2 separate regions of the Homo sapiens genome follow, and region 2 is linked to region 1. Evidence: read pairs that join two places in POLR2A ChIA-PET (ENCODE). Cell type or tissue: MCF 10A. All regions are shown on one strand. Links, peaks and the distances in the headings refer to the core of each region. The heading gives the core; the rest is flanking DNA. Region 1 overlaps TGFBR3 (transforming growth factor beta receptor 3). Region 2 has its middle 14 kb from the start of TGFBR3.

Region 1 (2,917 bases), core at 141-2,640:
ATTCTGTGTGACATTAGATAGTGAAAAAAATAGATTTCCCACGTGACTGAGGTTATAGGAGTGAGAAATCTTGGATTATGCAAGGACTCTTTGATTGGAAGAAGGACATTTTGAGATGAGATTTATTTTAAGATATAGTAAAAAAAAACCTAGTATACAACTTTTTGTTTTTTTCTAAACTAACCCTTTTCGGGGGTGACAGGATGGGGTGTGGACTAGAAGCAATACCAAACTTTTAAGTATCAAATCTTCACTCAGAAGAAAAAAAATGTCTTCAGGGTGAAAGAATAGCTCAAATGCGAAAAGCCTGATAGTTATATAATTTGAGAGTAGGGTCTGGCATATTATAGAGGACTCCGAGAGCCTGATCCAAGCAGCCTGCCATTTTCATCACCCCAGGATTATCTGTAAGGACAACTTTACTGTCTGTCACCTGCCAGGTCTCAGCCTGGCCCTTGTGAGTGCCAGGAAGTTTGTGTCCTCTGTTTTGCCAAGCTTAATTAGCTCTAGAAATACCCTATCAAAGGCTGTCTGGCAGTGTTCCATTAATGGTATGGGGTGAATTCAAAAGCACTAATTAATTGTTAGATTATTTGCAAAGCCCATGCTGAAAAACCTAATGCCTGCAGGAGAAAGTTGGCAGAGAGACGGTACAGAGATTAGCTTGGACCTTACCCGGCTCAATTGCGTTTTGGAATTGGGCCAAGAGGGGAGTTGCTTTTCTTTTTGGAGAAGTGCTTGTGGCTATATTGTTTTCTAAACTGCCAGTGTACTGCTCTAGGCTCTCCGTGAGGGAGCTCATATGGACACTTGCAGACCTAGAGAGCCCAGAGACCATCTTCAAGAGGTTTTGTTTATTTTTGTTTTGTGAGAGAAACACAATTGTTTAACTTTCATTAACTAAATAAATTCTTCGCAAGGGCCTCTTCTTAAATAGAGGAAAAGGAACTCTAGTTTGTAGTGTAACAATTCAGGTTTTAAGTGTTAAATGTTCAAAGGAGCCAGGATCAGGGCTTTAAATAGTTTTTTCTTCTTAAAATAAAACAAGTCAGGTTCCTCATGTCCTCTGTTTAGGTGGCCCAGGTCAGCAAAAAGTGAATTTTCCAACTGCTACTGCAGTTGGAAGATGCTGTTTAAAAAAATCTTCATTTGAAATCAAGTGCATGCCAATTTAAGGTCAGGGTATACTACATGCAGGAAAGGAAGAAACAGGTAAACAGGTTTGCATTATTTTGCTACATTTGACATATAGAATGATAACACCTATAATTAACTCAGCTTGACAAATTGTAGACAAATAATAGAAGTCCCTGTCCCTTATAGATGAGAGAGATTTGAGGCTTTTGGAGCCAAGTGCCAGTTTCTGTTGACTCTGAAGGCAACGGAGACAGCTGAAGATCAAAGTATAGAAGGATATTTCAGACTTATCTAAAAGCCAATTGAGTGTTATATAAGGGAGCTGTGTGTAGCTCTGTTTGAAAACATCCATCCAGTAATCTTCCAGTTCCTGAGCCTGGCCCTGCCTCCTGTTGACAGGCCTCAGCGTCTTTTTCTTGTCCTTTTGGGCTTGAGCAACATGTGAGTAAGTACTTATGTACAAATCCCAGACCAAATCTTACTTTATTAACATGATTCAGAAGAAAAGAATTCTAATGAAAAATTTCAGAGGACTGTGCCGAAACATTTCGTGATGTTGTCAGATCTCCCTGAACTCAGGAAAGGCCCCCAAAAATCTATTATTTCTGTTTATTACTCAACTTGGAAAAAGCTTACAAGAATGCCTCAGGAGAGTATGCACTGGTTGAGGAATTTATTCCTGGGTGTACAGCATCCCCTACGTTTACTCTGTGTGAGGCGGGCTATCCTGAAACCCTGGGCAACCTGCCTGCTCCTCAGCCAGCAGGTCTAGAGTAGCAGCTTAGTATTTTTAACCCTTTCTGTCATATGACTCCCAGCCAACTTTTTGAGTTGATAGAAACACAGATCTGAGAGCTATGAGGAATTATGAAAGCCTTTGTACTGACAAAAGACTATGATTTTTCTTTGCTGCTTTATTATGGTTAAAAGGTCTCATTATGCTTTTATTTTGGAGAGGTAATTCTGTATAACAAGACCTACTTGTATATCCCAGTTAGGTTGTGAGATATCATGAATAACATTACAACTGATAGTTAAATTGAAGACTTTAAATGATTTTCCTCAAAAAGATAAAACTAAATTCAAGGTTATTCTAAAATAAGTATGGTTATTTGCATTTAAAAATATTTCAAAGGGAGAAAGAGAAGTTAGGATTACAAGTGATAGAATGAAAAGTGCTCATAATTTGTTGCCTGTAGTATCTGTTTTGCTATTCATGAACATGGTACACCCATTCATTTGTTTAGGTTTTCCTTAATTTCTTTCAGCACTGCTTTTGTAGTTTTCACTAGTTTCTTTTGAAGACTCTAGTGTGTCCAAATGTGAACAAGATTCATCATGTCTGTCTTATTAGAATTATGTTTAAGAACCTCTGTTTTAGAGCTGTAATGCTATCCTCTTCAATCTACTCTTCATTAATAATGATGAAAACTGATACTCCCTCTGACTTTCCTGGAGAGTGAGCTCAGGGGTGTGTAACTAAGGCTATTGCTAAAGTGAGTTATCGGCCTGGCTGCCTTTGCTCTAAGTTGTAGGAACTCAAAGCTCAGTGTGTACTGTGAGATATGTTCTTTAAGGCTGAAGGCTAGTGTTGCTGAGCAAGAGATGTAGTAAAATGAATATCCTTGTTCCTTTGGACTAAATGTCAGAGTTAGAGGCAGTCTTGGAACCCAAAGATTGGATGTTGTGCCTTTCCATCAGGCCGTTGGGCTTTCCCAGCAGAGTTTCGCTGGAACAGAGTCACTCCAGTGAACTTTCATTTTGGACTTGTAACAAAAGG
Region 2 (2,917 bases), core at 132-2,631, 55 kb before region 1:
ATGTAAGTTTTAAAACAAAAATTATTATAAATTAATGGAGCCTACTGATTTTGATAGGAAAATCTATAAATTCCTTGAGTATCAGTGAACACATACCGTTTTTTTTTTTTTCTTTTGGTGGGGTGGGGGAGGGTCAGGGCCTTGCTTTGTTGCTCTGTTGCCCAGGCTGGAGTGGTGCAGTGGCGTGTTTATAGCTCACTGCAGCCTCAAACTCCTGGACTCAAGTGATCCTCCCACCTCAGCCTCTGGAGTAGCTGGGACTAGAGGTATATGCTACCATGTCTGGCTAACTTTTTTTTTTTTTTAAGCACCAGGTCTTGCTATGTTGTCCAGGCTGGTCTTTAACCCAGGTCTCAAGCTATCCTCCCACCTCTGTCTCCCAAAGTGCTGGGATTACAGGCATGAGCCTGGCCCACAACGTTTATTCTAATGTTTATTTCCATAAAATTTCAAGAACAGTTGAAAAAGTTAGTTTGATGTCTTTAAACATGTTATAATATATAATAGTATACAATAACATTTGTAATATGAGAATGTACAATGCTATTATTTAAACAAAAAGCTGAATAAAAACAGATGTAAATCCTTGTCAGCTTAATCACATAAATAATCAGCCTATTGCATAGAGATTGCCTTGTTTCACTATAATCTTTGGATGTAGTTTCCATTCATTGCATATTTTCAGATATTACTTCTGACTATCCTTTTCTTCCATGCTGGAGAAGCTACTTCTTTTTCTTTGGATATTATTTGTATGTGTTCCAACTAACCAAGTATTTGGACTGATGAAGAGTTGTTATATATTTTTCAGAGGATAAGACCCAATAAAAATACACCTAACAAAAAGTATATATGATTATTTTAAAAACAAACAAAACCCACAGAAAATAACAAGTGTTGGTGAGGATGAGGACATGGAGGCACTGGAACCCTTGTAAAGTGTTAGTGGGAATGTAAAATGGTGCAGCTGCTATGGAAAATGGCATACAGAGCTCTTAAAAAATTTAAAATAGAATTACCATATGAGAAGCCACATTCAGTGGTGTATGCCTATAGTCCCAGGTATTCCAGAGGCTGAGGCAGAAGGATCATCCGAGCCCAGAAGTTTGAGGCCAGCCTGAGCAACATGACAAGACCTTATCTCAAATAAAACAAAACCAAACCCAATAACTTTTTTTCATGTCTCTTGAATTTGCTTTTTCAAGATAGGCACCACTGGGGAAATATCCAGAGAGTGGGGCAATCACAGTTTTAGTCTTTGATACTTTGAGACACTGTAAAGTGATATGATGATTCAGCTTTGCTGTCATCCCAACTATTTTCCAGAGAGTATTAATGTTGGACCACCTTGTGGATTATGCAAGACTGTCAGTGTTGCCTTTGGCACTAACAGAAAAGAGTGAGTCAAGAATATATATTGCAAGGTAGAAATGGTCAAGATGTGGAGTTTCTTGTATGTGATACTTTTCTATTTTGTTTTATAAGAAAAAACTAGCTATTTCATTAGGAAATTACAGTTTGCATATTTAGAATTTTCATTAGTAGTGATTTTAAGTGTTACTGTTGTTAAAACGGTGAGTTTGTTAGTTTAGAAACGGTTCATCTAACAGCTAACAACTTAGATTTAAATAATTAAGTTTGGCTGGGCGTGGTGATTCACACCTGTAATCCCAGCACTTTGGGAGGCTGAGGCAGGCAGATCACCCGAGGTCTGGAGTTTGAGACAAGCCTGGCCAACATGGTGAAACCCTGTCTCTGCTAAAAATACAAAAATTAGCCAGGTGTGGTGGCACACGCCTGTAGTCCCAGGTACTCGGGAGGCTGAGGTGGGAGAATCTCTAAACCTGGGAGGTGGAGGTTGCAGTCAGCTGAGATTGCACCACTGCACTCCAACCTGGGCAACAGAGTGAGACTCCATCTCAAAATAAAATAAAATGATGTAAAATAAGTAAGTTTAATATGAATGGAGAGGGATATCTAGGAGTATATTTCAGAATCTTTTTTTTTTAACTACTCCAAATATCTATGCACAAAATTCAAGTCAACTGTGCAAGAAAAGTCAAAGAAGTTTCTTTTTGTTTTGTTTTGTTTTTAGAGACAGGTCTCACTATGCTGCCCAGGCTGGAGTGCAGTGGTTATTCACAGGTACCATCATAGCACACTATAGTCTTCAACTCCTGGCTAAAGTGGTTCTCCTGCCTCAGCCTCCTGAGTAGCTGTGACTACAAGTGCCCACTGTGCCCAGCCAAAGCAGTTTCTTGGTATTTCAGGAGTTCTTGTATAAATGTTAATTTTCAGCCAAAAACTCAAGTTTGCTACAACTATACTCAATTAATGTTCTTTGTTTTATTTGTAGTCAAAGCAAGGACACAACATCAGAGGGACGGCAGAGAATCCTTGTGTGTAGATCTTTGGTGGTGAGTACCTGGGAAAAGTCACCTAAGTCAAGATGTCAGCATAAAAAGCATTTTATTTTGAGCCTGAAAAGTGGAATGAGCCATCTATCTAAGTGCTTACATGGCATAATGTGATTAGTAGAAAGGTTTTTTTGTGACTCTCTTACTCTGTTGCCCAGGCTGGAGTGCAGTGGTGTGATAACAGATCACTGCAGCCTCAACCTCCTCGGCTCAAGTGATCCTCCCACCTCAGCCTCCTGAGTAGGTGGGACTACCAGTGCACGCCACCATACGTGGCTAATTTTTAAATTTTTTGTAGAGACAGGATCTCACTATGTTGCTGAATTCCTGGGCTCAAGTGATCCTTCCGCCTAAGCTTTCCAAAGTGCAGGGGTTATAGCATAAACCATGGCACCCAGCTGACATTTTGATAGATGTATACATTGTGGAATAATTAAATCAAGCTAATTAATATATTTGTCACCTCACATTCTTATTTTGGGGGTAAGAACATTTGAAAT

The links. ChIA-PET counts read pairs that join two places held together with the same protein. Peaks named below come from ENCODE experiments on the same cell type or tissue, not always from the same donor. Only the 100,000 strongest peaks of a DNase experiment are listed, where the experiment ranks them.
Region 2: POLR2A ChIA-PET joins it to region 1 with 11 read pairs; 4 of 35 experiments call an interaction of 5 or more read pairs at or near these places.

Annotation. Positions count from the first base shown.
Region 1 is chr1:91,843,944-91,846,860 of GRCh38, reverse strand. The region is part of intron 2 of TGFBR3 (transforming growth factor beta receptor 3); the gene reads left to right. Among named protein-coding and RNA genes, the nearest start is that of TGFBR3, 41 kb to the left of the region's middle. In MCF 10A, for the core only: no CTCF peak of the experiment used is centred there; DNase peaks (open chromatin) are centred at 690 and 1,660.
Region 2 is chr1:91,899,137-91,902,053 of GRCh38, reverse strand. It overlaps a transcript of TGFBR3 not described here. Among named protein-coding and RNA genes, the nearest start is that of TGFBR3, 14 kb to the right of the region's middle. In MCF 10A, for the core only: no CTCF peak of the experiment used is centred there; a DNase peak (open chromatin) is centred at 1,343.